Linked DNA regions of Mus musculus: all the other regions are linked to region 3. The links are chromatin loops, found by intact Hi-C in ENCODE. Cell type or tissue: heart. All regions are shown on one strand.

The links. Peaks named below come from ENCODE experiments on the same cell type or tissue, not always from the same donor. Only the 100,000 strongest peaks of a DNase experiment are listed, where the experiment ranks them.
Region 1: a loop joins it to region 3, with 5 times the contacts of the local background. A loop is called at or near these places in 4 of 42 quality-filtered maps.
Region 2: it touches region 3 in a loop (6-fold over the local background); 18 of 42 quality-filtered maps call a loop at or near these places.
Region 4: a loop joins it to region 3, with 6 times the contacts of the local background. A loop is called at or near these places in 7 of 42 quality-filtered maps.

The regions. Positions count from the first base shown.
Region 1 is chr16:92,309,648-92,317,647 of GRCm38, reverse strand. It overlaps Smim11 (small integral membrane protein 11), which reads right to left. Exons shown (of 4, transcript NM_138743.2): 3 at 6,679-6,847; 4 at 4,607-4,786. The coding sequence ends at 6,692. 1700048M11Rik (RIKEN cDNA 1700048M11 gene) reads left to right here and starts at 5,182. Exons shown (of 2, transcript NR_045300.1): 1 at 5,182-5,300. In heart, a CTCF peak has its summit at 3,229 (motif pointing left); a DNase peak (open chromatin) is centred at 3,367.
Region 2 is chr16:92,337,553-92,345,552 of GRCm38, reverse strand. No RefSeq gene overlaps it. Among named protein-coding and RNA genes, the nearest start is that of Smim34, 8.3 kb to the right of the region's middle. RefSeq lists enhancers at 1-1,086, 3,538-5,019, 3,536-5,053. In heart, a CTCF peak has its summit at 4,399 (motif pointing left); DNase peaks (open chromatin) are centred at 122 and 4,282; H3K4me3 peaks cover 1,215 bases; H3K27ac peaks cover 5,040 bases.
Region 3 is chr16:92,474,246-92,482,245 of GRCm38, reverse strand. 2410124H12Rik (RIKEN cDNA 2410124H12 gene) reads right to left here and starts at 3,504. Exons shown (of 3, transcript NR_165041.1): 1 at 3,278-3,504. In heart, a CTCF peak has its summit at 3,553; no DNase peak of the experiment used is centred here; H3K4me3 peaks cover 1,074 bases; H3K27ac peaks cover 698 bases; H3K27me3 peaks cover 2,101 bases.
Region 4 is chr16:92,381,589-92,389,588 of GRCm38, reverse strand. It overlaps Gm29805 (predicted gene, 29805), which reads left to right and starts at 6,906. Exons shown (of 3, transcript NR_105054.1): 1 at 6,906-6,976; 2 at 7,186-7,553. In heart, CTCF peaks have their summits at 4,330 (motif pointing left) and 5,963 (motif pointing left); a DNase peak (open chromatin) is centred at 4,358; H3K27ac peaks cover 1,718 bases.

The DNA of each region.
Region 1 (8,000 bases), 160 kb after region 3:
GTCTCTCGTTATGTATATGCCTAAATGACCCAGTTACTCATTTAATTGCACAATTTAATTAACCTGATCCTCACAACAGCTGCCATGTAGGAGTGACTGGATCTGCATTATACAGATGTGGAAACCTGGGGTGCAAAGCACCTGTGTGGGCTGCTGCTGTGCACAGGGCAGCTAAGACTCAAACGCAGTTCGCAGCTGAGGTGCCACCCACACTGCCTTGTTCGTCACGTGTCCGAGGTAACCCTGCCAGGCAGCTGCTACCCTCAGTTTCCCCATTTGACAGACAAGGAAAGCTGAGAGGTGAATCAAGGTCCGCAGGTTGTCAGTTTGTAAGGACAAGCTTGTGCTCACAACAGCCATGCTTAGCTTGCTTCCTTCTCTCGTTTATGTCTTGTAAGAAAGTCAGTGTGGTAGCACCCAGCAGACTGGCCAGTGTCAGCTATGCACTGCAACAAGAGTGTATTTCAGCACAAGTGGAGGGGAGGCAGGACACCCTATAAAGCATCGTGAGTGTGCAGAGCAGGATAAACAGTAACGGCATATCAATTGGGTATTAGATGACCAGGAAGGAGTGACTAGATGACTAGCAGGAGTGATTCTCATCTAGAAGTAAAACAGGGTTTGGAGCCCCGTTGCTTTGAAGCTTTGGGTAATGACAAGGAAAGCAAGCAAGAGGAAGTTCACTGTAACTGGTGCTCTGGCGGGGCCACACGATATGCAGTTTGGTTTTGCAGCACTAGCACGAGTGTGGAACGAGGCTTTATGGCACACAGACACTTCAGCAGAAAGTCACAGGGCACACTGAGCTTGGAAGCCAGTGGCCCCTGCTGGAATCCTGCTAGTGATGAGGCCTTGAGTGAGCTGCCTTGCTTCCCTGAGCCCAGAGTAGCTCATCAGGACAACAGGTTGAAGGCCTTAAAATGGAGTCACATGTGCTAAAACCACCACATATGCCCGGCCCTTACTGAGAGCATAGAATGAAGCCTGTGTCAAGGCTGAGAGCAATGCAGATGTCCTCAGTTAAACTGATGTCACCACAGTCATTGCCTCTTTATCATCTGAGGAGCAGACTTTGTTCCCTGGCACTCACGGCCATCTGCAGCAGGCTGGGGGATTCACGTACTTGTCCTTGTGGGGGCGGGGCAGCCAGGCTGGAGAACAACTGGAGGCTGGAGGCTTTCTGGGAAGAAGCAAGTGAAAGGAAGGGTAGACATTGTCATGGACCAGTGCAGGGTTGAGCAAAATCACTGCAGACGAGTGCTCTGGAGTAGCCTCTGTGGTGTTGGAGGTGTTAGTCTCTCTGGCCTTTCTGCATCCAGCTACTATACTCTTCCCAAGGGCCAGGGGAGATGTCTGTGGTCTAAAAATGATGCTTTCTTAGAACCAACATGAATGTGGATTAGATGTAAATCACCTCCGCCCTGTGATGTGGTACCTGGTCCCCAGCTGTGGCACTGTTTGGGGAAGTTGTAGGAAGCAAAGAGGCTCATTGTGGGGAATATGTTGAGGGCTACACCCCTGCCCTGGCCTGCCTCCAGTCCTTCCTCCACTGCTGGTGCTGACATTTGGGCAAGCTCCTGTCACCAACGGAGGGAGTGCTGTCCTAGCATGATGCCCTGAGCCCAAGCAAACCCTTCTTATAGTGTTGCTCCTGGAAGGCACTTCGTCCTAGCATGAGAAAAGTAAGGGGCATTCTATGCGAACAGAATCCTTGTCCTTTGGCTCTGCCCAACCCAGCTAGACAATCACACAAGCGGTGCACACTCCTCTCATGGGTGAATGATTTTCTCCCACATGGCAATTACTCTTTCCATACTCAGCAAGGCCAGGTTCAGACAACTACTATGCTCAGGGCAGTGACTTTTATGCTCATTTTATAAACACAGACGAGGCTGGGTTGGCGACTGACACCTAGATAGATACACACACCACCTGTGGTAGAAAGCTGAGACCAGGATGTATCCAGCCTTTGTTACTGTGTGGCTGCTTCCTGTTCCTGTCCTTTATCCCCTCCCTCACCTGTTTCACCTCTTTCCTAACACTCAGTAAGAGAGAAAGAAGGATAGAGGGGAAAGAGGAGTCAGGAAAATCCCTGGACCTAATTCCTTTTGTTTCTTCTTTGACCACTAATATACTGCAACCAACCTTTCTAAATGACCAGCAACCTTCCACCTTGCCTCTTGGGGTCCTAGCGTTTACATCCCCTCTGAAAAGTTCCCAGAATTCCAAATATCATGAAATCACAGAAACTATCTGCAGCTGGCAAAACCACGCCTCTGCTAGAGCACGAGGCAAATCATAGTCAGCCGCTTCGGAGAATCTGAGGGAGCCCTACATCCCCACACCCGGGATTAACATGAAAGCATGTTATAATATAACTTTTAAAAAGAAACCAAAATTCCAGAGCTGTCACTACCCCAGAATCCAAGACTTTCTACCAGGGAGCCCTGTGCCCATCTCTTCTTGGCTCCTCACACCAGGTGGCATTAGGTTGGGCCAGGAGTCCACAGAGATGTCATCAGACTGTCAGGCACTAAAGTTAGAAGTGCATGTGATGGGGGCTGGAGAGATGGGTCAGCGGTTAAGAGCACCGGCTGCTCTTCCAGAGGTCCTGAGTTCAAATCCCAGCAACCACATGGTGGCTCACAACCATCTGTAAATGGATCTGATGCCCTCTGCTGGGGTGTCTGAAGACAGCTACAGTGTACTCACATATAATAAATGAAGAAGAAAGAAAAAGAAAGAAGTGCACGTGGTGGACCTCAGGCACCAGGGCCCAGGGCCCTAGCTTTGTTGGGGGCACAAAGGTCTTTTCATCACAGATCACTAAGGGAAACTCCCCAACAATAAACTCAGAAGCTATGACAGCCGTTTAATGCTGGCCTCTAGTCTGACCTGTGGAGACCAGGTGTTCTCTGGCCCTTTCCCTCTCTTCCTTTCATCTTGGGCTTTGCAGGGTCAGGGGTGTGTGTGAGATTAACAGGGGGCTGCCTGAGGGATGCTGGGGACTTCTCATGGGGGAGCATGGTGACATCTTACGGACACCCAGGGGTAACTGTGCTATTTCCTCACTGCGCCCAGCTGCGGACTCTGGCTGTGGGCTGCACCATCCTGTCTGCCTACTAACTTCTAGCCACTGCTTCCACAACTATTTAAAATACAGCTCCCCACCCCCAGGGTTCATTTACTGACGGCACCAGTGGGTGATCGGCCATCTCCCTCTAGTGGCAGAAGAGTGCACTTGCACAGTAAAAGAAGCATCCTGTTCTCAGGAAAGCACTGGGTTGAGCCCAGCCCTTGGGTCATCTGTATAGTGATGGGCATGGTGGGAGGTGGGGTCCCCGGCCTTGAGTCTGAGGTTCGGCATGCTCAGAGCTGGCTGTGTCCTAACTCTGCAAAGTGAGTAGCAGACAAAGGTTTGAGAAGGGGTGGGGCCACTGGCAGGAGGCGGCACGGAGGGCTTAACTGAGACTTGAGACTTGCTTATAGTCCAGGGTCAGGTGTGAGCACCATCTAAGCAGAGCCAGAGGACCCAAAGCCTTGGCCTCTTCTCATCTCTGCTCCAGGCCAGCCCCAGGCCAGAGTGGGGTCGTCGGAGAGGAAGTGGCTCCCGGGCAAAGGCTGGAGCACCCTCCTTGCGGGATAGGGAGTTCCAGGGAACACAGCCTTTCACCTGTTTGACATCTGCCCTCTGTGAGCTGAGGACCATTCTGTACTTGAATCCCTGATGCTATGTGAACCCTCCCCTGGTTCCCACACAATGGTTGGGACCATCCAGCAATCATAGTTAAAATTTTAATATAAGCAATTTCTTTAAAGTTCATGTTCTACCCAGTGGGCAAGGGTGGCAGACAAGCTACACACTCCCGAAAACTTTCTGTGTGGCCATCTGCAGTGGGCCCCAGCACTTCCCAGCACGCCAGGGCTGGTTCCTGCCTCTTAAGGTGAGAAAGTTAAGCCTCTAAGCACCTTGGTCTCTTAGGTACTGAGCTAGGAAGCTCACCATTGTTTCCTCTCAGATGGGAAAGCATCAGGCTGGTCCAGAAGTAGCTAGTAGCCCAGGCTAGCCTATGACTATCGGCAGTCCTCCAATCTCAGCCTCCTAGGATTACAGATGTGAGCCACCATGCCTCTACAAGACTGATAGCTATGAGTTCTTTCTAGACTGAGCTACTGTGATATTCCATGGCTCTCACCCTCCCTTCAGGAACCCTCCTAGGCTGGCACAGGGTCCAGCCTTCTTGGTTCTGTCATAGACAAGGACACAGCTTCCCTGATGTTACACAGTCAACATGGAAACAAGCTACGCATGAAGAAGCATGCTGGCAAGTGGGGACACGCTGGCCGAGGCTTCTACTGATGCCCCCTTTGCTGAGGACTGTCCCCTACAGCAGTGTTACCGTTGATGTGGGCATGCACATGCACCCTGAATTTTATCATAACTCCACAACCAGAATGTGGCAGAGAAAGGAAGGCTTGAAAAAGTGTTCTCATAGCGTGTTCTGTGTTGGGGATGGGGTGGGGATGGAGGGGAGGGGAGGTAGATAGGAAGGGGGAGAGGGAGGGAAGGCGGGATGGAGAGAGGGAGAGAGAATGCAGACAGCAGTTAAGAATAATGTACTTTATTTCAGTAAACAAAATACTGGTTCTTCTAAAAACATATAAAAATCCACTCTGTCAATCATTTAAGTTAAAGGTCTAGGCCAGAGTGCGGTCCTCTTCTGTGACGTCTTTGTTCTCTCTTCTCTGCTGGAGTCCACCCAAGCTGACATTTAAGTAGGAAAATCTAGAAAGGAAGGGAGACCACAGCAGTAAGGCTAGCGCTGGATAGAAAGGCTCGGGCTTTGCATGCTCCACACCAACTGTGCTTGTGCTCTGAGACGCCAGGGGAGGCTACTGGGCCTGACCTACTAACCGGTGCATCTGGGTTTCCTCCTTTAGTGCAGGCTCTGGACAAGCTGCTAGCCTGACAGACAGGCTAGCTCCCGGGTCAGTTCTACGTGGCTGTGTGCACACTCACGCTTGTGGCCCTGGCTCAATGAAAGCGTGGACATAACAGGCACCGATGAGCTCACACATGATCTTCCCACCCTCCTCTCAGCTGACAGGCATCCTCTGCCTGCATCATAAACCTAGCGGACCCTTCAGCTCAGCTGTCTGCCCTGCTAATCACCTGAAACTGCTAATCACCCCTCCTCCAACTGAGGCTAAGCACTTCCTCCAACTGAGGCTAAGCACTTCCTGGTGGTTTTTGGTTTCCCATCAATAAGACAAATTTTGAAAGGCAAGACTCCACGGTGGTAAGTTACTCTGCCTGGTAAGTTAGTCTGAGGGCCAGCGAGTGGCAGCAAGCATGGATGAGTGGCATACAACAGTGCTCCTATGGTCTCCGTATTGCACGTTTTGGAGGTGGCACAATTGGGGAGTGAGTAAGGTGGTTCGGTTCCCAGATCTGTTCTCTACTGTTCTTTCAGCCTGACATCACCTTGGGGAGTTGTCAGGAGGGCTGAGGCATGACATGCACGGTGAAACGCTTGCCCCAGTCTCGCTGTCACCAAGGAGCCTACTTTACTCGACAGCCCGAGGGAGCTCCGGCTTTCAGAAGCATGGCATCAGGTGGGCAGTGCCGTGACGCCAGAGGCGGTTCCCACGGTGACCTGGAGCTGAGCAGACTATATAAAAATCACCTGTGGGATTTTCAAAGCACCGGCTGCCCAGACTGAACGGTGGACCCAGTGCCCTTTCCTGAGGCTGGGGCCTGGGAAGCTGTGCTCTTAACAAGCAACCCAGGAATCCACACAGCCGAGTATAGAAATTCTGATGTTCAGCTGGGTTCTGGAACCAGAATCTAGAATCTGAAATCCTTGCTCACCATATTTGAATCCTGATACTAAGAAAGGCTCGGAGTTCAGCTTGATACTTTGAAATTCGCACACACAAGTAAATAATCAGGCGTATCTGTGGCAAGGCCTTAAGAAAAGCTCCCAGGGCCCTTGAGTCCTCCACCCCACCCCATGCACACAGAGAGGCACCAGATGCAGTAATACACAAGCCCCAAGCTTGGGCAGGAGCTGCCAGAAAGGGCTGGCTAGGAACACAGGGGCATAAAGGTCTCCGTGATGCAGAAATGCCAAGGGAGCCCAGGGAGAGGACTGGAGACATGGGCAGGTGAGGGAGCACGGTGAGAGGACTGGAGATGTGGGCAGGTGAGGGAGCACGGGGAGAGGACTGGAGACGTGGGCAGGTGAGGGAGTCCGGGGAGAGGACTGGAGATGTGGGCAGGTGAGGTTTGGCCAGATGATGAACAGATTGGAAGGGATCATTTGCCAACAGGGAGCCAGACATCATCCTGAAGATAGCAGGGCTCCTTAATTTGACCTGTCTCCATCTCCTCCTCCACCAAACGTGCATGTCTTAGTACATGGGCTTTTCTGGCCTGTAGCTGGAGTCAGGGTCCTAAGCCAACCCCTCCCACTAAGAAGCACAACAGGCTCGGCGCAGAGGACTGATACTCTAAATGGTCAGAGCGGGGCTGAGGCTCTGGCTTTGCACCCTGGCTGCAGTGCCCATGTGCCCTCTTGCAGCGCCTCAGACCAAGGATGCAGAGATCTCAGGGCACCACACCCTTGGTTGGGCACTGAAGCCCTCTGGAGAGGTTTTGTTTGCAAAGCCCAGTACCTCTAATGTCTCTTCAGCTCGCTTTCTTCTCTGACTGCTTCCTCTTCTCTGCTTGCAGTTTTCCTTCCAGGCTTCTCCTTTGGTACATTTTCACGCCCGCAAAGGCCAGGCACAGGATCAGGGTTTTTGCCGCCAGGATATACAGCAGCAGGGGCACGTGTTCAAGAACCTCAAGGAGAAAGACACAGGCTGATTGCTCTAGCAGTGATGTGGAGTCTCGGTTCCTTCCTTTTGCAAATGTTACCGAGCACCTACAATGTTTCAAGCTGAGGCTAGACTCCTGGACCACAATGGTGTCCTAGTTAGCTTAACTGACAACTTGATACAATCTATAATCATCTGAGAGGAAAGTCTAGATTGGAGATGTCAGGAGCCATCTAGTATAGGCTAAGGCTAGCAGGTGGCCTTCCTGGAGGTGGCCCACCATTTTTGCATGGTCTGTGATGGGTGAGCTCAATGGCAAGGCCCAGAGAAACTTCACCTCAGGATTGCTTCTTGCAGCTGCTCTGCCTTCCCTGTCATCATTAAATTAACAGAGTAGTTTCTTGGCATTGTCTCACCCTATTGATCAGATTTCCGGCAGATCAACATAAGGATAAACTTTCATGAATTAATGCTATTTAGATGAATTAATGATTCTATAGACTTCTTGATTTGATTCAAATTTTAGGAAGTTTTAAAAGAAGGTCTTAGTCACTTTGCTAGAAAGATGTAATAAAGTTAGAATCAAGCACGGAATGTACCCACCCGTCATAATAGTAAGTGAAGGCTGCATAATAAGAAATACAATGAGTTTTCATCGTCACACTAAAAAGAGAAATAAACTTGGGACAGATTGTGTGTAAGGAAAAACGTTTCAGTCCAAGGATAAAGCCACAGGTGTGCACTATGATAAGGCAAGGCCATGAAAAAACTGTGGCTTTGAACTTATAATGAGCATATTATTATGAAACACTGCCTTGAACTTAATATCAACATCCCTCTGTAACTCCCATTTTATGATAACATTTTATCTTTGAGGTAATTTTCTAAGGAACTTTTTGTCTAAGGAGGTATAAAAAGACCAGAGGAAAGAGATACAGTTGTTGATTAAATGGTTTGGCTTGGGGAGCTCTGCCCCATCCATCCATCCATCCATCTAACCATCTATCCATCCATCCAAAGTGTATATGTCTGTTTGTCTATATGTACATGTATAGGTACATGTGTGTATGCATGTAAGCATGCGCAAACACTTGTTGTTTGTGACAGACAATCAATGGCCAGAGTGTGTCTGTGCAGTGTATAAAGCATCTTAATTCTTTTCTTTTCCTTCCTCTCTG
Region 2 (8,000 bases), 140 kb after region 3:
CCGTGGACACTTTTCCTGCTGTCTTGAGAGGTCACAAGCCGCTGGCCCGAGCTGTGGCTGCTGCATCCGTGACAGACGCTTGTCGCACAGACTGACGGGAAGGTTTGGAGAGAGTGCTCATGACTAGCTTGTGACATGGTGACCTTGATATTCCTGGCATACAGACCTCCTTTCTCCACAGGAATTCCTGTGCCTTTTAAGGCAGGGAGACCTCAGGCTTTGGAGCTCTCTGTCCTCGGAGAGTAGGGCCTCACCCTCTCTGGCCACTGCAGACTCCTTATCTCTTCCTCTTGTCTCCGCCTCTCAATTTAAAGGGCAGAGGGGAAGAGGCAAGTAAGAAATGAACTGAGCCACAAAATGTCACTGCCCGTTACACTGTAACATCTGATCTCACACACATGGAGAGGTAGGGCCAAGCCAGAGACCATTCTCAGCTCTTCATAGATTCTGTCCCTGTTTTTCATACAGGATTTTTGTTAGAGCTGTACTTTTTGCTGTATTACTTTTTTTTTTTAAGTTGAGGCTTTTAAAACATGGTCTTGTGTTCTCTGTTTTTAAAAAACAATATTGATTTCTTGCTGCTTTATGGCTATGACTGTTTGCCTGCATGTATTTAAGTATACTTCATATGAGCCTGGTTCCTGTAGAGGCCAGGGGCAGGTGTCAGGTCCCCTAGAGTTATGGATGGCTCTAAGCTGCCTTGTGGGTGCTGGGAACTGAACCCAGGTCCCCTGTTGAAGAGTCCATGATCTTAACGGTTATGCCAGTTGTTCTCAACTTGTGGGTTATGACCCCTTTGGGGGGGGGGTCAAACGACACTTTCATAGGAGTTCCCTAAGACCACTGGAAACATAGATATTTATATTATGATTTATAGCAGTTGCAAAAGTACATTTTCGAAGTAGCAACGGAAATAATTTTATAATGGTTGTGTGTGGGGGAGGTGTTACCACAACCTGAGGAACCATATTAGAAGGTTGAGAGTCTCTGTGTTAAGCCATCTCTCCATGCCCGGGGGTGCTGTGTCCACACCACTGTGCTGCTTTGGGAAGAGGAACCTGTGTTTGAGCAACAAGGAGCATGGGACTGATGAGCAGAGCTAGGTCAGCGTGGGAGGATCAGGGGCCCCTCTGATCACAAGTGAGGAGACCAAGCCCCAGAAGGGGACAGGGGTTATCCATGGAGCCCCCTTTCCCGGGGTACTGGTTGGTTTTTGTTTGTTTGTTTGTTTGTTTGTTTGTTTTTTAAATCAACTTGTCAGAAGCAAGGGAAGAGGAGCCTCAGTTGAGAAAACCACCCCCACCAGACTGATCTCCAGGCAAGTCTGCAGTGCGTTTTCTTGATTAATAACTAATATAGGAGGTCTAGCCCTGTCTGGGCAGTGCCACCGAGGGACAGGTGGCCCTACGCTGTAGACTGAAACAGGCTGAGGAGCCCAGGGCAGGCAGACAGTAAGCAGTGTTCCTGGATGGCTCCTGTTCTAGTCCCTGCCTCCAGGTCCCTGCCCTGCTTGACTTCCTTGGTGATGAACTGTAAATGGGATGTGTAAGAAAAATAAGCTCCTTCCTCCCCAAGTCGCTTTTGGTTATGGTCTATAGAGATATAAACAGCAATCAAGCCAGACCAAGACGCTTTCTTAAAGGGGCAGGGGGCTGCTTAATGCCTAGCATCTGCTGTCAGCGGGGAGCACAGGCAAGGTAATGGTGGAATTCTGGCCTCTGTGAGAGAAGCTGGGAAGCCTTCATATGCTGGCACTAATGTTTTGTTGTTGTTGTTCATTAGGTATTTTCTTCATTTACATTTCCAATGCTATCCAAAAAGTCCCCCATACCCTCCCCACCCACTCCCCTCCCCACCCACTCCCACTTCTTGGCCCTGGCATTCCCCTGTACTGAGGCATATAAAGTTTGCAAGACCAAGGGGCCTCTCTTCCCAGTGATAGCCAACTAGGCCATCTTCTGATACATATGCAGCTAGAGACACGAGCTCTAGGGGTACTGGTTAGTTCATATTGGTTGCAGACCCCTTTAGCTCCTTGGGTACTTTCTCTAGCTCCTCCATTTGGGGCCCTGTGTTCCATCCAATAGCTGACTGTGAGCATCCACTTCTGTGTTTGCTAGGCACCAGCATAGCCTCACAAGAGACAGCTATATCAAGGTCCTTTCAGCAAAATCTTGCTGGCGTATGCAATGGTGTCAGTGTTTGGAGGCTGATTATGGGATGGATCCCTGGATATGGCAGTCTCTAGATGGTCCAAACTTTGTCTCTGTAACTCCTTCCATGGGTGTTTTGTTCCCAATTCTAAGAAGGGGCAAAGTGCCCCCACTTTGGCCTTCATTCTTCTTGAGTTTCATGTGTTTTGCAAATTGTATCTTGTATCTTGGGTATTCTAAGTTTCTGGGCTAATATCCACTTATCAGTGAGTACATATCATGTGAGTTTTTGTGATTGGGTTACCTCACTCAGGATGATGCCCTCCAGGTCCATCCATTTGCCTAGGAATTTCATAAATTTATTCTTTTTAATTGCTGAGTAGTATTCCATTGTGTAAATGTACCACATTTTCTGTATCCATTCCTCTGTTGAGGGGCATCTGGGTTCTTTCCAGCTTCTGGCTATTATAAATAAGGCTGCTATGAACATAGTGGAGCATGTGTCCTTCTTACCAGTTGGAACATCTTCTGGATATATGCCCAGGAGAGGTATTGTGGGATCCTCCGGTAATACTATGTCCAATTTTCTGAGGAACTGCCAGACTGATTTCCAGAGTGGTTGTACAAGCTTGCAATCCCACCAGCAATGGAGGAGTGTTCCCCTTTCTCCACATCCTCGCCAGCATCTGCTGTCACCTGAACTTTTGATCTTAGCCATTCTGAGTGGTGTGAGGTGGAATCTCAGGGTTGTTTTGATTTGCATTTCCCTGATTACTGAGGATGCTGAACATTTTTTCAGGTGCTTCTCAGACATTCGATATTTCTCAGGTGAGAATTCTTTGTTTAGCTCTGAGCCCCAGTTTTTAATAGGGTTATTTGATTTTCTGGAGTCCACCTTCTTGAGTTCTTTATATATATTGGATATTAGTCCCCTATCTGATTTAGGATTGGTAAAGTTCCTTTCCCAGTCTGTTGGTGGCCTTTTTGTCTTATTGACAGTGTCTTTTATGCTGGCACTAATTTAATTGTTAAGCATCGTTACTGCTACCATCATTATTGTGTTATTGGTGTGTGTGTGTGTGGTATGTATGTGTGAGTGGTTGTGTGAGTGTGTTTGTGTGTGTGTGGTGCGTTTGTGTGTGTAAGAGAGTATGTGGTATAGTGTGTGTGTATGCATGGTGTGTGTGTGTGTGGTATGTGTCTGTGTGGTGTGTGTGTGGTGTATGTATGTGTATGTGTGGTGTGTGTGTGTTTGTGTGTGTGCTCGCAGTTTTTGATTTTTTTTGTTTTGTCTGATTGGAATTTGGGAGGGTTCTTTTTCTTTTCTCTTTTTTTTGAGAGAGAGAAAGCATAAAGTTAGTTGGGTAGGGAGTGAATCTAGGAGATATTGGGGGATGGGAAAGAATATGATAAAACTAAATAATTTACTATAAAAATAATAAAATAGAAAAACTAGAGAAAAACAAAAAGTAGATGAAGCCACAAAGAGGTAGGTTGCAAATGAAAAGAATGCTTTTGTCACTTTGCCCCTTTGAATAATATTTGAGTGGTGGATGTTCACTGTACACGATACTGACTCCCAAGGACTTGTTCACACAACTTTGTGTGACTCCGCACCTCCCCCCCCCCATGCCCTGCTTTTCCCTCCCCTCTGGTCCCCAGACAGCTTTGCAGTTTGCTTCAAGCACACACCCATATCTCTCTAGAATCTAGGAACCACAAGTGAGAGAACCTACAGTATTTGTGTTTCTGAGGCTGATTTGAGTCACTAAACACAAGTACTTCCAGCTGTATCCATTTTCCTGGAAACGACTTAACTTTCCCCTTGAACCTGGACGTGGGTCCCCTCACGACACTTTTGTAATTCAACAGTCTGAACGAGTGTCAGCAAGCAGCTGACAGCCTGAAAAAATGGTCAGATTCCCGTCATCTGAAACTACAGGCCAGGTGGCCTATCTTGCGACAAAAATACTAAGTCAGGCTAAAGGAGATAAGCAAAAGCCCGGAGGGCATGACGACCCAGGGAATGCGCGCATGCTCCGTGTGGACCGGCAGGGTCGGTTCCTTCTTGTGTGTGCCGCCACTGGATGCATAAAATAGGTCTCAATGTGAAAGGGACACAGGCAGAGCAGCTGTCACTGCAAGAGCAGAAGTCCCCATGTCTAATTGAGGCCGGGAACGTAGTGGCCTCGAATCGCACAGATTTCCAGAAATACTGGATTTTTACAGGTGCATTAGGGACGTCTGGATGCGGCTGCCCCCTGGTGGCAATTTCGAGGATATTTCTCTAAGCACAGAGCCCTGAGCTGTTGCTAAGGACTGAGGTGATTCTGAGATTCTAAGAGTCTTTAGCCCCTGTTGTGGGACTGACATTCTCATGAACCCACGGTGCTTAGGAGATAGCACCTACTGTACAGAAAGGGATATACCTTCCCCAGGTGTGGTTTGAGACAATTCCTCCATGCGGAGACCTGGGCGTCATAACTCAGTTTTCTGGAAAGTTTCAGAGGCCCCTTTGTGCTGAAACCCCAGCCCTTTCCCCTTGCAGGGATGACGTCATCGTTCTTCCAATCCCTAGGAAGATAACCTCCTGCGCAGGCCTAAGGACCTCACAGCTCCACAAGGGACCACTGGTGCTCTGCCCAGAGAAAGGGCTCCACAGCAGCGTGGCTCTGGATGACCTGAGCTTTCCTCTCAGCCACTCTAGTCTCGCCAGCGCTGAAATTTTAAGCGCATGTCCCTATGCCTGGCATTTTCACATTTTACATAGTCTTGGGATCAAAATGATGTCCTCACGTTTGTAAGGCGGACACTTTGCTGATTAAGCTGCCTCCCCATCTCCCTCATGGACTCACGCTTTCAAAACATGTCATTCGTCATGTGTGGAAGGCGAGTAAGCAGGAGTGTGGAGGAGGCGCTTCACAGCACCAGGGGCCAGGAAACAGGGCCTATGGAACCTGGGACCTGGGCAACCTTCTAAAGGGCCACCTATTGTCACCTACTCCCACCAGCTAGGCCCCAACCCTCATGGCTGCAGAGCCTCCCACACCAAGGCAAGCATTCAAATGATAACGGGGGTGGGGTGGGGAACCTCTCAAACTCAAACCCTAAGAGGCTTACTTTTGGTATTTCGTGCCTTATAGTCTAGGGCATGTGTCTGCGGTTACATTCCAGAGTCGTGCCTCTGCCTCTCCCCCACCCCAACCCCCGTGCTCTGTGCTCTGCCTAATCACCCCTCCCTATCACCTCACCACCTTTCTCCGTCTTTCCCACAGTGTCACAGTCAGAGTCACACACCACATTGTCTTTTCTGAATTGACTTCAGTCAGCAACTGTGTTACGTTTCCTTTGTCTTCTCATAGCTTGAAAATGCCCTCCCTCCTTTCTTCATTTCCGAAGCTGAATAGTGTTCTATCCTCGGAACGCACCGTGGTCTACGTATTCACTTCCTGCCAGCAGGAGTGCCTTGGTGACTTAAAGCTACGTGAACACGGGACTTCTTGAGAGCAGAGGTTTCAGCTCCTCCTAAGGGCTGCCTTGCCGGGTCACAGAGAACAACATGCTCTGCCTTATAAGAACCATGGCCGTCTTTCTATATGACTGCATGATCACGTATCCACACAAGTGCCAAGTGAGAGTTCCTGCTGCCTGCGCTGCCCGAGGACTCGCTGCTGCCAGCCTTCTGTATTCTGGCCGCTCTGGTACTATGTACCCTGCCACGTGTATTCAGTGAAGTTTTACTGGGATAGCGGCACTCTCCTTTGCATATAATCCAAGTCCAATCCCTGGCAAGCATGAAGAGCTGAGTTGGATGCTAAGCAGTCATGTGGCACCCAGCGTCCACTTCTCCCTCGGGGCAGGGTAGCCGGGCCCAATGAACACCGAGCTGGACTGGAGAGAGGAAAGCTTACCCAGGCGTGGGTGGGAGCGGTGCAGTATGGAAAAGAAAACACTCAGGACAGAGAACTGGTTTGTTTATTAGGGGGACCAGGTGGAAAAAGGGGTACTTGTGTCACTGGGGAGGTCTGTGCACCACTTGCCAGGGTAGGGTGTTGGTCGATACTTCATTTGCACACTTGGGGGCTGTAGGGTGTGTGTATTGGGGGACCCTTATAAGGTCAGACAAGGACAGAAACCTGATAACGGTCAGGGTGATGAGCCCTTTTGAGGGTTGATGGTCAGGAAGCTGGCTTTAGTTCCCCAGGTTGGGCGGGAGGAGGTTGCCAGCTCCTGCGGTCCTCATGTTTGAAGTATCCAGGGTGGAAGTTCCCTTGGTCCTTCTTCCTTAACTTATGGTCCCACACTGGTGTAAAAGCCGGGTGCCTCCATATACCTATAACCACGCTGAGGAGCAGAGAGACTGGTAGATCCTTGGGACTTGCCAGCCAGAATGCCTATCTAAAGCAGTGAGTGCCAGACCAACCTGGAGTGAGAATCTAGGTTCCTTAAAAAAACCCAGCTATGTTACATGAATATGTTTTTGTTTTAATCCCAGGTATAGGATAAGAGGTTGCTTCACAGCAGGTGACTATGACTGTCTCCTGCTCTAGGAGGGGCATGACTTTTGGCAGATACAGATAGTTTAATTTTGGGGACTCTTGAGGGGGTATAAATGCAAGCGCCCCAAGAAGGGCTATGGCAGCTGCTGCTCTCCCTCCTGCAGTGGCAGAGGCAGAGGCAGAGGCAGAGGCAGAGGCAGAGGCAGAGGCAGAGGCAGAGAGGCAGAGGCAGAGAGGCAGAGGCAGAGAGGCAGAGGCAGAGAGGCAGAGGCAGAGAGGCAGAGGCAGAGAGGCAGAGGCAGAGAGGCAGAGGCAGAGAGGCAGAGGCAGAGAGGCAGAGGCAGAGAGGCAGAGGCAGAGAGGCAGAGGCAGAGAGGCAGAGGCAGAGAGGCAGAGGCAGAGAGGCAGAGGCAGAGGCAGAGGCAGAGGCAGAGAGGCAGAGGCAGAGGCAGAGGCAGAGGCAGAGGCAGAGGCAGAGGCAGAGGCAGAGGCAGAGGCAGAGGCAGAGGCAGAGGCAGAGGCAGAGGCAGAGGCAGCTGTGGATTCCTGCTGCTACATTTGTAATTGCTGGATATCCTGACTTGCCCCAAAGAACCTGGTAAGCATGACCAGCAGGAAGTAGTCTAAAGAGGCCTCCATCCCCTTTCCCCTCTAAACGTCTTTCTCTCCTTCCTAATGTTGGGGGCTGGAGGGATTGGGTGGAATAAGGGTTACAAGGGTGGTAGATACAGAACACAATAAAGTATGCTAAAAAAAATACACTGACACCAACCAATGAGAAACCTGAGAAAAATAAGGTGGGCACTGATCCAAGAAGACAGAATGTACATTGCATCCATATATCACATATCACACACAACACATCACACACCACACACACCACATCACATATCATATATCACAAATCACACATCACATATCACACACCACACATCACACATCATATTATCACACACTCGCACACCCACATCCACACATACCACATATTACACACTACACATCACATATCACACACCACACATCACACATCATATTATCACACACTCGCACACCCACATCCACACATACCACATATTACACACTACACATCACATATCACACACCACACATCACACATCATATTATCACACACTCGCACACCCACATCCACACATACCACATATTGCACACTACACATCACATACCACACACCACACATCCACACACTACACATCACACATTACACACTACACATCACATCCACACATCACACCACACACCACACATCACATATCCACATATTACACACCACACATCGCATACCATACATCCACACATCACACACCACGCATCATACATTACACATCAC
Region 3 (8,000 bases):
GGCAGCCTGGAGTCACCTATTTCCTGTTTTAGATGTGTATGACCGATTGCTTTAACTTCCTGCTGTCTTGACTTCCCTGCATGATGGAGTGAACCTTTAACTGTGAATTAAAGTAAGCCCGTCCTCCAAATACACCAGTGTTCTATCACAGCAACAAGAAAAGAAACCGAGACCATAATATTTGACTCCCCTGGCAAAGTCATTTCCTGACATGGTATCTATCGGCAATTTACTCTGTCCAAAACATATTGAAGGGTCAGAAAGGGATTTTTTTTTCTCCCTTTTGACTATCTGAGATAACTTTGGTTTCTGTGTTATCTGAGGGTTCTGGTCTCTGGCAGTGGTGGGCAAGCTGAGTAGAGTTCTGAGTTTTCTGATACGGTCTTTTCCTATGTTGTTTATTGAGCTTACACTTCCACATTGCTGTGGATGCTGGTGATGACCAAAGGAAGTCAGGACAGGAACTCACACAGGGCAGGAACTTGGAGGCAGGCGCTGATGCAGAGGCTATGGAGGGATGTTACTTACTAGTTTGCTTCCCCTGGCTTGCTCAGCCTGCTTTCTTATAGGACCCAGGACTACCAGCCCAGGGATGGCACCACCCACAGTGGGCCCTCCCACCCTTGATTACTAATTGAGAAAATGTCTTACAGTTGGATCTCATGCAGTCATTTCCTCAAGGGAGGCTCCTTTCTCTGTGATAACTCCAGCTTGTGTCAAGTTGACACACAAAACCAGCCAGTACACATGTCATCTCTGGGTCCCACTGTGTATATACTCAGTCAGAAATGAACAAAGGCTCTGACGAGAACCTACCTGTTTCTTACACTCTCTCCACGTTACCCAGTCTTTAAGCCCCTTTCTAGGTCATCAGACTAGTGATGGCCTCAGTATGGGGGCTGAGCAGTCTGGTGACTGATGTTCGTATCTGTCTACTATGGTGGGACAGGGCCCGGCTTCAGTGTGAGACTTCCTTCTTCCCTTGAGCCTCTTGGCCTTCTTACTGCTGAAAGTATCTCATCCTTGGACTTCCATAGAGATCCTAGGGCACCCTGGGCTACTATCCAAGATGCTGTTTCCTGCCATCCAGGTACCTGGGAAGCAGATTTGTAACCAGTGGGCAGCTTGGTAAACATGGGTTCAGAGCACAGAAAGTCATTTATCATGGATCATTACTCCAGATACAGAGGTCTGAAGCAGTCATGGCCTCAACATCGCTGTGAGCAAGATGCAGGTACTGCCACTTAGCCACACGGCACAGATACACACAGAAAGATACAGAGACAGAGACACATGCAGATTCAGAGAGAGAGAGAGAGAGAGAGAGAGACATATCATAGACACACAGAGACATACAGACACACAGAAACATAAACATACAGACAGACACACAAGGCATACACACATAGACACACACACAAAATAACTAAATAACTTATTTTTTTTAAAAAAGAAGAAAATGAAGAAAGACACCACCTTTGTGAATCTTCTTATATATTTTGGTAGGATGCCCTTGGCATGATCATGCCTAGGTCCCCGGAACTGCTCCAGGCAAAGAGAAGTTAAAGTTGTAAATCGCACGGCCAGTGTGAATCAGCTGACTTTCAAACAGTCTGGACTCTCCTGGCAGGGCTAATGAGATGATTCTCCCCATCCTTTAAAAATGAAAGAAGTGAGTGGCAGAAGAGGAAGAGACCAGATGGCAAACCCAGGGACTCTGTGGTGTGGGACCCAGGCAGCTTTTAGAAATGAGAGAAGCCAAGCGTGGATGTGGCACGAGCAGGGGAGGCGGCTCAGGCGGGCCACTCTATAACCAAGACCCAGGGGGGACCATGGGTTAAACGGCGAGGGAAACACTAACTTCTCAATACCTCGGACTCTGACCTGATTCAGAGTCAGAAGGGTCTTAGTGATGTAATCAACTTAAAGTGGTCCTACTGGATGGGACGAGAGCCTAGATCTACTTCATTATAAAGAGAAGGAGGCTTGGGACCCAAGACACATGGAAGAGAGGGTCAGAGATGGAGATCAGAATGATGGTCTGCAAACCAAGAAAAGCTAGGAAGAGGCAAGAAGCAATTTGGCTCAGACCTCAAAGGGCCTTGCTGATCTGACTTAATCCTGTGGTCCCCAGAGCTGGAGGGGGAAAAAATGTCCATTGGTTGCTGCCTTCCCTGCCCCTGGCTGATGGTACTGAGTCTCCTGCAGCCTTAGAAAACTCATACTGAGACTTAGCTGCCTGGTCACACCTCAGAGCACAGGCTTAAGCCCTCCCAGAATCCCTTTAAGATAGACACCTTCCTCTGCTGATGCAAAGTGACATCGACCCACGACTGCCTAACCGGCTGCCATATTTCACTAGAGTCAGATGAGTTGCTGTTTCCGGCTGACCTGAAGCCAAGATGAAGGTAGCTTTTTATTTCATGTTTTATTTTTTGCCACCTCTGTTTCTTGTCCAGTGTGTCTCTCATCTATGTGGCAGTGACACCTGTATTAGGTACTATTCTTATCGCTGGGACAGAGTAACAGGCAGAAGTAGTTAAGGGAAAGAGTATTTATCCTGGCTGTAGTTTAAGAGAAGGTATAGCACGTGAGGAATGACATGGGTTCCAGCCGGGACCATTCAGCATTGTTACATGACAGAAATCACAGGCTAGAAGCCCACTGTGAGATCTTCAGTTCAGTTCTGCAGGCTCACTTCCTCTAGCTAGACCCCCAGATGTCCCCCAGACTTTTAAAACAGTGCCATGAGCCAGGCATGTATGAACCCTGTAGCGGGCACGTCACACTCAAACCACAATGTCTTTTAAATACAGTCTCCTAGCCTGAAGCTCTGGGTCCCAACCCCCTAATCCCAGAGTTGCCCTCCAATATCCCCTCCCTACATAACAGTCAGAATCCAAAGAACACATCTCTCCCGCCCAGAAAGATTCTAGAATGATGGCATATTCCCAGATACCACCGGGAGCATTCTAGCCTGGGAACCACCTAGATGGCTGAGCAAGGGAGACACTTGTCACACCTCATGTCCCCGGCTCAAGCTCCAGAACTCACACGGAGAAGGAGAAAAAGACGTCTTTTGATCTCCACCTGTGCACCACAGCATGGGGCGGGGGCGGGGGGGGGGGGGAAAGGGGAGAAGGAGGGAGAGGCGGACCACGCACACACGCACACACACAAAACCATGCTTGATTAATTAATTGAAATAAATTTTTAAAATCCACCTGAACACCTAACAGGAGTGTCTGGCTTAGAACAGAGCCTGCCAGATACTCACCTCATGAGCGCATCCATAGCATCACCTCTTGGGGACTCCAGCAGGGCGAGTGGACAGAACCTCGTGGCGGAGCAAGTAGCGCTCTGGACCCCACCATTCTCCAAGCCAATCGACATCCTCTTCATCCAAACTTCCCTTCTCCTTTCAACTCCTTCTCCTTTCCTCCTTCCTTCTCCCAGCTTCTCTGAAGGCATGTGTGCGCACGCCCGATGTTAAAGAAATGAACGGGACGGCGAGCGATAAACCTCGGGTTTTGGAAGTCTGCCGTTCATCACTAGGGGGAGTGTTTGCACAGCTGGTTCATCTCGACCTTGCAATTTGCTGGTACAGGACTCCAGAGAGGAATGAATTCTAGTCTACGTATATTTAAAAGGAGAGAAAAGGCCACAATTCGTGGCTATAAGAATAAAATCATTCTCTTGAAAGATATCCTGATTGATCCCGAAGAGGCACAATTGCAATTTAGAATGGTTAGAACGCCATTCTAATTTCACGTCCTCTGTTCCTTTTTGTTCTGACCCGGGGAGCAAACAAGAGCTGCTGCCACTGTTGCCAGAATCCATCTACACACCTGGGTTTAGACCCAAGCTTATTGGGGAAATGAGGAAATGCAGTAAGTTGAGGGTTGCCCTCTGGCGGGTTGCTCTCCTGTACTGTTTGTGTAGGCATACTATTATCTTTGGAGTTGTGGGTTGCATTTTAGAGCAGTTTGAGGTTGGTTACATTTTAGAGTAGTTTGAGGTTACAGAAAAGCTGAATGGAAGATGCCCTGAGTGTTACTCCAGTTTCCCATCGCTAACATTTTGCAGCAGTGTGGTTCATTTATTAAAACTAATAAGCCAATGTCGATACACAATGATTAACTAAGTCTGCAAATCACGATAAGATTCATTCTTGGTGTTGTGTGTCCTACACACAATGTACATGTATACATATGTCTGCCTACATACAACACATAGAATAGAGTAAAACAAAACAGCAGTAAAAATGCCTGTGCTCTTCCCACAAAGTACACATACTCAGTACACATAACATGGCTGCTCCTGTTAGCAGTGACATGCTAAGGAACACCCTTTCCATTCCAACATTTTTGGGATCCAAAGACTGACAGCTGGCTGGCTCTCTGTGACAGCCAACAGTGACCTCACTCAGCATCTCGTTCCTGGGGCACAGAACTGTCTCTCACTTATATGGGGGTGTCTTATTTAGCAGCAAAGGAGATGCAGGTTAGGGTTAGGGACCTGGTTCTTTTTGGAAGCCCATCAAGGCTCAGCAGCCACACAAAGAGAAGCAGCTTAAAGCTATATAACATATCAAAAGCAAAACAACTAATTCTGGTTAGGAAAATAGCTCAGTGGTTAGGGCTTTCTGTGCAAGCAACGAGGGACTGCGTTTGAGTCTCTAAACCCACATTAAAATAAAGAAAAGCTGAACGAGACAGTACACGTTCGTTTATAATCCCAGTGCTGGAGAACTGGAGACAGACAGGCAAACCCCAGCCCTTCACTGGCCAGACAGCCTAGCCTGGTAAATGTTAGGCAATGAGAGACCGTCTCAAAAACCAAGATGGCAGCTCCTGAACTGCCCCTCCCCATACACACACATTTGTATGCATGTACATCTGCAAACACACACAGTGCAATTAAAACTTCACAGACATCTGAGACAATAAAGCCATGATTTAAGGAGGAGAAATCCACAAAAAGGTAGAGAAAAAAACTGGGATGCTTTTAGAAATTACAGACCCGTTTCATTCATGCATAGGGAGAGAAAACAGACCAGTGGTGGATTGTGGGTAGGGTTGGGGGGGGGGGAAGAGATGGGGTTGGCAAATGAGACCTGGACCTCTGAGGCATCTGAGGTGAGCTACGTGGACAAGGGTCCAGTCCTGCGGTAGTCAACCCGAAGGAGGAAGACAGGAGAGCTGTTAGCTTCTCATTATGGTCCAGCGATTATTCACCAGGCAAAGTGGCCAGGACCCTCTCAGGTGATGGGTCAGTTGAAAACATTCACAGGGAACCTGTGTTTCTTCCCCCAGAGACGGAAAAGATGGAAGATGCAGACTAAGAGCATGGAGAGCATGGTGAGAGGGCTTGGCAGGAGGCAAGATGACAGCGAATTGATGGCGAGATGGCAGTGCCATCCAAGACAAGGATGCAGCAAGCCCGCTAATGTGGCGCTTGAAGCTCACATGGTGGAGGCTGAAATGGCTCTACACATCTTCGCTGCTTCCAGAGTTTTGCTGTCACTGCAGATCTCGAGGTCCCATGAGGTGGCTTTGTGGGGTTTCCTATCTCATGTATAACTAGGTTAATTGTCCCTGAAAGGAGCAAACTCTTTACAGAAATGCTAAGAAACACTAGGAATCAATTCTATCAAAGCAAATAAAGGTGGACAGTAAAGGCTGACATCCCCCTGCTCCGGGTATAGACAACTGCCAGCCGTGGTGTAGGGGGCTGAGCACAGACGGTAGTTTGAAAATATATAAGCAAACAAATGTCACCTGCCCACTCAGGTCAAGGAGACACCTCACAGTGAGCGAGAAAGTGGCCACTTTCTGCCAGGAAATTGTTATGGAAAGACATTCTGAAATTTGGAATTTGGAAAGACTTCTATCATTAAGTGGTTTTATCGCCCCAAACAGAGATGTATCTGTAAAAGTTCTCCTATCTCATACTTTAAAAATTGAAGACAGTTTTCAGTCAGATGCCTTCAAAGGGCTCCATGGATTGTACTCCTCTGCAAGGTTCATGAAAGTTAAGTAGGCCGGGCAGTAGTGGCTCATGCCTTTAATCCCAGCACTTGGGAGGCAGAGGCAGGCAGATTTCTGAGTTCGAGGCCAGCCTGGTCTACAGAGTGAGTTCCAGGACAGCCAGGGCTATACAGAGAAACCCTGTCTCAAAAAAAAATAAATAAATAAAATAAAAATAAAATAAAAATAATAAATAATAAATAAATAAATGATAAATGATAAATAATAAAAGTTAAGTAATTCTCCTTGATTTTCAAGTGTAACTCGCTGACATGGAAAGGGGCTGACTGCATAAAATAGGAATAATATTCCTCTGTATATGTAGATGGTGTTGAAAATATGAATACTGTAAATTATAAAGCACGGTGCACAATGGTGGCATGCTTTGTCTCTCAAAGGCGAAATGTGTGTTAACGGGGTGGTTTCTGTTGACAAGCAATCAGAAGGAGCACACGAGTTTTTGAGAAGGAAAAAAAAAATTTTCTTCTTATTTTTTTTTTTTATTCCAGGAGTGGATTCTCTGAGGCTCCGCCTGTGACTCTCCTATCGCCACATTCCTCCTGAGCGTGAGAACTATGGGTAGGCCACACCACACCCAGATAAACTATCTTAGACGCTCCGCGCGTCTAGTTTCGTTCCTGTTGCTGGAATAAAATACCTCAGCAAAAGACAACCGGAGGGGGAAGTGTTTGGATCACAAGTCCAGGCTGGAGTCTATCACCGCAGGGAAGTCACAGCATGAACCGGAGGCAGCTAGTTACATCCACAGTCGGGGGGGGGGGGGGCAAAGAGAAGGGGTGCAGGCTCACCACTGCTCAGCTTGCTGCCTCTACCCTACTTTAAAATCTCACAGAACCTTATCCACTTTCAGGTTGCAGCTTCCCACAGCAGTTAGTGTGAGAAGACACGCCCCTCCGGACAGACACGCCTCTCCAGACAGACACGCCCCTCCGGACAGACACGCCCCTCCAGACAGACACGCCCCTCCGGACATGCACGTGGGCCTGCCTGAGCTGGACAAGCCCTCACTGTGACCCTCTTCCCAGGTGACTCTGCATTGTGCAAGTTGACAACTACATCATAATAAGTAAGACCCAGTCTTTTATTAATTCATTTAACAACTGTTACTGAGACCCTATGTATGTCTAGAACATTCTAGACTATGCAGATCATAACTTGGATAAACATTGTACAATTATGCTAGAAGATAAACAATGAATCACCATTGTAGCTTTCATGCTAGAGAACAGGGGACATGCAAGAAACATTTAAATCTGTGGTCTTCTTCCTTAGGCTGTCAGTACGAATTACAATGTATGTTTTATAGCAGGCGCTAACTTTATCAATAGAGTGGAAGAAACAGAGGTCGTTCATAAAAGGTGTGTTTAAAAATTTGAATTTTTAGTGTATACAACCTAAGAATATTACTATATGTTATCAACATATCTTCATATTCATGTATGACGTGTGAATATATCTTTATAGACCATATTGCATATAGTATATATTTGGTCCTATAGGTGATAGCCAAGTTGTGATATGTTGTAAATATTATATGTTGGTTAACTCCTATTAATGTATATGCATCTGCCATAGCTCTATGCATATACTTTCTTACCATGTGTGTATTTCCTAGTACACACAGCATATGCCACATTCATATATGGAAATTCTCTTTCTGTTCACTATCTCAGGTTCCTAGAAGACAAACTCCTTCACATTCCCTGTCACTTTAAACACTCAGACCCCCAAACACAAGGAAGTTTCCCAAGCCCAGAACTCTGCCTGGCTGTCACTCCGCACCAGTCTCTAGCCCTTGTGCTGGGCACACTGCAGGGTGCATACTCCTGTCTCTCCATGCAGGCTAGTCTAGCACACAATGGAGCTTCAGAGGAGGTTGTACAGATTCGTTTGTAGACTGAAAGACCTGCCCTAAATGTAAGTAGCACCATTCCAGGCTGGGGTCCCCAG
Region 4 (8,000 bases), 93 kb after region 3:
CGGTAGATGTTGAGCCTCTGGCTATCCACCGCTGGTTTTCCACCATGCTTGTCCTACCACACACATGCACCAGTTGTCATGCACGCTTCCCTTAGAATATTACCTCAGTGCCCAGCCCAGCCGGCTCCGCCATGCTGTCTACCCCACGAGGACAAGGCTGTCTCTATCCTGCTCCTTGGTGCTCCAGTCATGGGCGGTTATCACCGTGCCTGGCCCACCATGCTCTACAGATACTGATGAGTAATTAGCCAACTCAGTATTTGTCTTAGTCGGGGTTTCTATTCCTGCACAAAACATCATGACCAAGAAACAAGTTGGGGAGGAAAGGGTTTATTCAGCTCACACTTCCACATTGCTGTTCATCACCAAAGGAAGTCAGGACTGGAACTCAAGCAGGGCAGGAAGCAGGAGCTGATGCAGAGACCTTGGAGGGATGTTACTGGCTTGCTTCCCCAGCCTGCTCTCTTATAGAACCCAAGACAACCAGCCCAGTGATGGTACCACCTATAAGGGGCCTTTCCCCCATTGATCACTAATTAAGAAAATGCCCCACAGCTAGATCTCATGGAGGCATTTCCTCAACTGAAACTCCTTACTTTGTGATAACTCCAGCTGTGTCAAGTTGACACAAACCCAGCCAGTTCATCATTGTTTTACAAATACTTATTAATGCCTCCTTCCCAGAACAGCAAAGCTCGTCTGCTGGGTCCCATTGTGCCCCACTCTTCCTTGTAATGACCGTTGCCTTTTCAGCTTAATTATTTGTCTTCTTTATTTGAACCTAAATTGGCTGGTCATGTGTTTATAAAAAGATAGAAAGAGAGGGAATATGTTTGTGGAGGTGTAATCAGGTATGGGGGAAGGGGGTGCCTCTTTGAGCCCATGCTGAGGCATCCCTTCCCCAAGGGACCAGCCACACAATGCAGGGCATGGGGAGGGGAGTCAAGAGGGTAGTAGAGGCAGGGCAAGGCAGAGAGAGAGAGAGAGAGAGAGAGAGAGAGAGAAGTGGAGGCCAGCCATGAGCACGTGGAGGGGGCAGGGAGAGAATGAGGAGAGAGGGGGGAAGGGGTGAGAGGACAGAGAGGGAGCAGGAAGGCAAGAGCAAGAGAGAAAAGGGGGGCAAGCAGCCCCTTTTGTAGTGAGTCAGGCACACCTGGCTATTGCCAGGTAACTGTGGGGCAGAGCCTAGACAAAATGCTAACATCTGGAAACTGGATTTTGGATAGGCAGCTAATGGCTGATAGTAGACATTGAACATATTTGATGAATACTAAATTGATTAGAATGATTGATGGATGGATCCTTGGATGGATAGATCTGTGGTGGAGAATGAGTAGAATCAATGTGGATGAATGGACAGATGGATGGGAAAGTATGTGGTTGAACACATAGGGGTGGCTGGGTGTTTGGGGTAGGGATGTATGGATAGATGGGTTGGTGACTAGGTGGATGGGTATGGATTGGTGGGGAGGTAGATGGGTGAATGGACAGATAGATAATGAGAATTTTGAAGAATAAAAAATGAGCTGCTTCCGATAAAGAATAGAGAAACAATGAGACCTGTTCCTGTCTCTCTGGCCAGCGAGCCCGTAAGCAGCTCAGTGCTTTAATCCCGCAAACTGTCAGGCTGCTGATGGGACAGGAAATTAAAAGCAGGGATTAGGAGCCTCGATTGTGCAGAGCAGTCACTGAAAAGAAAGGCTGTGTAAAGACCGTCTCTTCTAAGACAGATTGGCCAGAGGGTGAACGACTGGGAAGGACTTGAGAGAACTTTGTTCATTAATGAGACTGCCTGTTCCTGACTGAGAGACCTAGAAACAGAAGTGACAGCAAGCAGCAGCAACACGGGTGTGTGCATCACAGGCGTGTGCATCTGCCCCAAACCGCCAAAGTGCACACAAATGGGAGTCATTTGTGCTATGCCTAGGAAAGACGATTTGACATAAAAATCAGCATATGGGGAGGAAACCCCAAGCCGCGGACAGTGCGTGAGAATTGAAGGAAGGTCTCCATCCCTGTCATCTACTCTGAGAGACATGGAAGAGACGCAAAGAGGTGGCCGCATCTAAACATGATGCTGTTATACGGAAGAGAGGAGTAGGGTCTATCTCTGAGTGTGAGTGTTCTAAATATTTTCTAGAAGACATTGATGTATCTAATTGTGTATGCGTGTGTGTGTGTGTGTGTGTGTGTGTGTGTGTGTTGAGAGCAATTAAACCCAAAGCCATGCATAGGCCGTGGAAGCGCTTACCTCTGAGCTACACTCCCAGACATAGCAAATAAATAAACAAACAAACAAACAAACAAACCCCAAGGGAGTGAGAGAGATGTCTCAGCAATGAAGAGCCCCAATGCTCTTGCAGGGACCTAGATTCAATCCCTAACACAGCACGGTGCCTGTCAACCATCCATAACTGAAGGTCTGGGGTCCCCAACACCCTCTTGCAACCTTCACAGGCACCTAGTAAACACATGGTGCTCATATGCATGCGCAGGCGAGCGCTCAAACACATAGAGCAAATGGAAATGTAACGAGTCCACTTGGCCCCCAGTCACCTCCTTCAAGGTAGAAATGATCGGTTTCCTATCCACCTAGAACCTGCGTGTTTTGTTTTGTTTTGTTTTTTCCTTCAACAGCATACATACATTTGTCTGTGAAGTGTAGAAACACACGTGGGTATGCAGGGAGTTGTTGGTCTCTGCTGTGGACTTTGGAGATTCTTCCGGGACAGGAACTACGCAGACACCCAGGGCATAAAATGAACCTGCAGCCCTGGCTGGCCATGTTATAAAAGCCATGTTATAAAAGCCATGTTATAAAAGCCATGTTATAAAAGGTAGGTAGGGTTATGCCACTGAATTTTTGGAAATCATGAATTACCAAAACTCCTAAGTTTTTGCTTTTATTTTGTTATGGGAGAACCCATCTTCCTCTCAAGGATACAGGTATTTGAGTCCAACAGGAATGGGGTGTGACTGGTGGCTCTCAGGGAAGCAGAAACAAGAGTCACTAAGAGGCTAAGATCGTAAGAGGGACATCAGCCCTCCTATGACCATTGTCTGGACGCAGCAGACTGCCCAAATTCTTCAAGGTTTAGATGAGCTGAGAATGAAGCCATGCAAGGCCCTGCTAATGACTCTCCTCTCCAGGGAGGAGGGCTCTTCATTCAGACAGGTGACAAAGGCACCCAGAGGGGCTTGTTTTGCTTTAAGCTCCACCCTGGTTGGATTGAGCCCACTGACAGCTGGCTGCATATGCTCATGGGGCTCCTCAAAGTGAGGTGGCAAGTACAGAAGATAGGCTGTGGATAGGCCAGGCAGGGCTCCCGTGGTTGCCATGGTGAGAAGACCCTGGTACCAAGAACAAAACGCTTGGCCCATGGAGAAGGCAGTGTGGCCTGGGGCTCACCCAGCAGGGCTCTGCCAGGTTCTTGGGGCTACCCGAGGGGCACCCTGCCTGCAATACCATGGTAGACTCTTCCCATTAGGGCCAGAGTCACACATGAATGCAGGGACAAATGCACACCTGTGCAGGTTCCTCAGCCACACCTCTGTCACCCAACAGAGGACAGGACCTGACTCTTCTATGTTCACCTAGACCTGGGAGGGAGAGGGAAGACTGACTAATCACACCCCATGGGCCTCTTCCTTCATGCAGGGGTTGCCCGTCCTGAGGCTGTTGGAAATGAGGGAGTTACTCAGGGGCCTGAGTAGAGCTAGCTTCCCTCCATGGCATCCCAACAGCCTAGGGCAGCATCAGGAAGGGGAAGGAGCCTGCATCCTATGGAGATCAGGAAAGGACTTTACCAGAAGAAGAGCTTTGAGCAAAAACGTGAAGGAAATGAGGGTCAGAAGGAACGTACATTCTCAGTAGAATAAAGCAAAGCATATGTCTAGTGTGTCCTGGCACTGCAAGACCTCGTGGCTGGAAGGATGGGGGAGGGGTGTGGCCAGGCACATGGTAGGGTAAGAGGCCATCAGAGGAGGGGAAGAAAGTCAGAAGTGGCTGTCCCCTTCTGAGAGATATCACAGTTGTCAGTGTGTTCCCCACCCCCTGGGGGGCGGGGGGGACAAGATGGAGCTTGAACTAGGGCTCGTTGCTGACTGATGCTAAGATGGCCCTCATGAGTCTCACTCCAGTCCCAGAGTGGACAGTGGACAGACCTTGCAAAACTCTGAGGATGATGGGATGTCTGGCACCCTTGTATTGTGTCCTTCTATGTAGGAAAAAACATTTTAAGATATAGAGCCAATTGACTTTGAGTCCTTCAGAAAGATTCTGGAGTGGACCTGGCCAAATCAGGCTGGCCCTTAAGGACGGCCAGGAACAGCAGCGCCCCCTGCTGGCCAGAAATAAACAAGTGGCTGTTGGAGAGGGGAGACTATTTACAATAGATAGATAGATAGATAGATAGATAGATAGATAGATAGATAGATAGACAGACAGACAGACAGACAGACAGACAGACAGACAGACAGACAGACCTAACCTGGAGCCAACAAGAGCAAACTGCACCTCTGTCCTACCACCACAGGAGAACAGGTTTGTCCAGCAGAGCAGGGGCTAAGGGGAATCTGTGCGGCACTAGCCCTTTAAATATACCATGGTGTTCAAGGAACCTCTTGCAGGTCCTCCTCAGGTGGCCCCGAGAACCTGACAGAGCCCCACTGGGTGAGCATCAGGCTCAGCACAGGCCAAGAGCCTCCTCTTGAGGTAGGCACCAGGGCCTTTTGCCGGCAGCAGCTAACCCAGGCGTCCTGACAACCTATCACGCAGTGCTGCCTGAGGACCTCAGACCTCAGCTGAGACCACAGCTCCAGCTGCCACCTTGATTTCAGCCTCTCGAGACCCTGAAGAGAGGAACCATACCTGAGCTTCTGACCCATGGAAACAGAACTGCTAAGTTTGTGTTGTAGCTTTTAGTTCTGTAATAGTGTGAATCTGTCAGTGATGTGGTCTCGAAGGGGAGCCCTAGAACTCCCTCTGTAGAACAGGCTGGTCTAGAACTTGCACGGATCCCCCTGCTTCTGCGTGCTGAGTGACTCAATTACAGACGAGTACTACTCCTTAAGGCTGCGGACTTCTAATGCCATTAAGTTTCAACACCTGGAGTTTGGAAGGGACACTTTCAAACAAGGTCTCACTCTTTAATTCTTCCACATTGGCTCCTTGATGGCAACATGTGAACTGGGCAGACATATACATTCTATACTTTCAGAAGTTTCACATTTGGCTCTCCATAGGAGATGTGATTGACAGGCCTCAAACAGTCTCATGATCTGGGAGAGAACTGAAGCCCACTGCCTGTAGTTAAGTGGCAATGGTGGCCAATCTGTTTGGCAAGGAGGGGTGACTTGACTGTCCATGGGGACTTCCAGCTGAGACTGTTACAGGTCATCCCAATTTTACCAGACGTGAAGGCAGCATATAAAACTGAGTCTCATTTTGCGCCTTGTATCATAGTCTCACATTCCCTGCTTCCGGTGCAAATCTGCCTGCCTCGATTTTGGGCTTCCTGGACAATCTGAGATAATCTCCCTATCACAAAATCTGTAATGTGACTACACCAATGAACCCTACTCAAATCGCATACTGCAGAGCCTGGGATTAGGGCATGAGTATCTTTGTGGATGGGAGTGGGGTCGGGAGGGGCGTTCAGTCCATTACACAGGGTCCAGGGACACAAGATACCTAAGACTGCAGGCTTGGGGGAGTGCTTTGAGACTGTTGCACTCAGCCACGGGATGTAAGGAAGAACCTGAGACATAGGGAAACACCTGCTTACCTTCTTGAGGTGAGTCTAAAATTATCTCAGGAGGCTATTATAGAACTATAGAGAAATGAAAGGCTCCCCTCTTAGGGCTGGATGTGCCAGCAGTTAAGAGTGCTGGTTCTCTCTCAGAGGACCCACTGGGCCTCACAACTGTCATTGACTCCAGTTCCAGAGGATCAGCACCTTCTTGTGGTCTCTGCTGGTTACTGCACACACACAGGGTGCACAGTACCCATCACATAAAGAGAAAGCAACCTTTTTAAAAGCTGATCTTTTTCTTATAGCTCTGCAGGGTAGGAAGGCCCAGGCCACAGAGCCTATCCATCTGGCAAGGGGCTTCCTCCTGTGCCATGGCTACTGTGACTGGAGGGCTCCCATGGGCAGTGAGTGCCCAACCCACTTTAATAACAAGTCTCACTGGGCAACAACTCCCCTAAGGCAATAAACAAATTCCTTCATTCAGGAGAGCAGAGCCCTCCTAGCAGAACTGCCTCCGACGGGCTCTTCTGAATGACCCTGATGTGGGCGACTGCTGTTCTAGACAGAGCACCTTGAGTTTTCTGGTCTCAGCGATGGGTACCCTGAGCCACCTGGTGACCCAGTCATGAAGTTGCCTGTCTTCCTGCCCCCAGCATCTGTTACATCTAAAGTCCTCCCCATTCTCTTCTCCCTTGAGGATGTGCCCACCACGTTCCACCTCTGAACCTCTTCCTTGGCACGTTCTAGCTTTGTGGCCAGCAGAGCATCCTCAGGCACTCTGCTCACCGCAGTCAAGTGGGCTTTTATGGGGTGAAGGTTGTGTTCCTGACCATCTTCAATGATCAAACTCGGCCTCCTACAGTGCCCCCTCCCACCACCCCGTAGATACTCTTCCCTCTCCCCTTTAGGAGAGCACAGATGTGGTGGGCATGCTCTACACTTCCTTGCCTCTGAATCTTCACCGGCCATACCTTCTGACCTCCCAGACTCTCATCATTCTCCAGACCCTTACCAAGCTTCTTGTCCTTTGAGGAATTGTGCCTGACGCCCGTTGGTCTCACTAGGAAGTCCCTACTCTGGCCAAGGTATTCCCCACACAGTGCTGCCTCTCTGGTCTCCATGGCAACACTGGCTTCCTTTGCCAATTCTCTCAGACCTCCACAGTGTGTTCAACAGAACTCTCTGATTTCCCAGCAGAAGGCCTGGAACGCAATCTCTGCTTGGTGAGTGGCTGTTGGGTGAATTACTTCTATTCAACTCAATTCCCCCCTTTCATTAACCCTTTATAGACCCAGATGTCCTCAGACACCACGGGTCACGCTGAGACTGTGTGGGTGGGAGCCAAGCACCTGTAGTAAATATTTCAGGGAAGTTGTTTTCTCAATGGAGACAATGTATCCAAACATGGAAACTTCAGCCTTTCTTCCCCCAGGTGCTGCCAGGATAGCTTGGTTTTCCTCCCGTGAGCCCTTGGTTATGAAACCGGCACCTGCCCAAGGTCAGCGGAGTTAAACTGAAGCAAGAAATAACTAAACATTGAGAAAGCATTTCAAAGACACGAGAAGTCCACCAACCCAGAAATTATCTGGAAGTGTGCCTGTCTCCGTGGGCCCAGTCTGAGGAGCTGGGACGGAGAGGGCACCTTCATGAGTTTTAAGACCTGCTGTGTGCAACCATCGTGGCTACCTCAGAGAGAAGGATAGCATTCACTCCCAAGGGATTTCCTATAGGGAACCAAGATCAAACTACCCCTGATGTAGAACATCTGCATGCTCACTGGCCAGTTGCCTGACAGAGAGGGTATGTATCCTATCCACAGACTTGCTAGGCAGTGTTCTGTAAAAATACACCAGGGGTGGAGGGTGGGGTGGGGGGTGCAAAGTAAGAGGACTCTGGCAGCCGCGGTGCTTTTGCTGAACTTGACTGAATTCGGTCCCTGGAACCTATGTAAAGGTGGGAGGGGAGGACAAACTCTACCCATGCACCTGGGCAGGGGCACCGCTACGCACATATCATCCACATATGACAAAATCAAATAAGTAATTCAGAAATATGCCATGCTTGAGCACCCTCCCCCTTGTTTAGGAGCCCTTGTCTTGCTGAGTGAGGGGGTAACACAGGAAGAGAGTGAGGAGAAGGGGGGTAAGGGGGTGAGGGGGGCAGGGAGAGGGTAAGATGGTAGAATGCACTGAGGCTTGTGGTTCAAACCAAAACAAATGGCTAATGAGCACAGGAAGATACTCCACA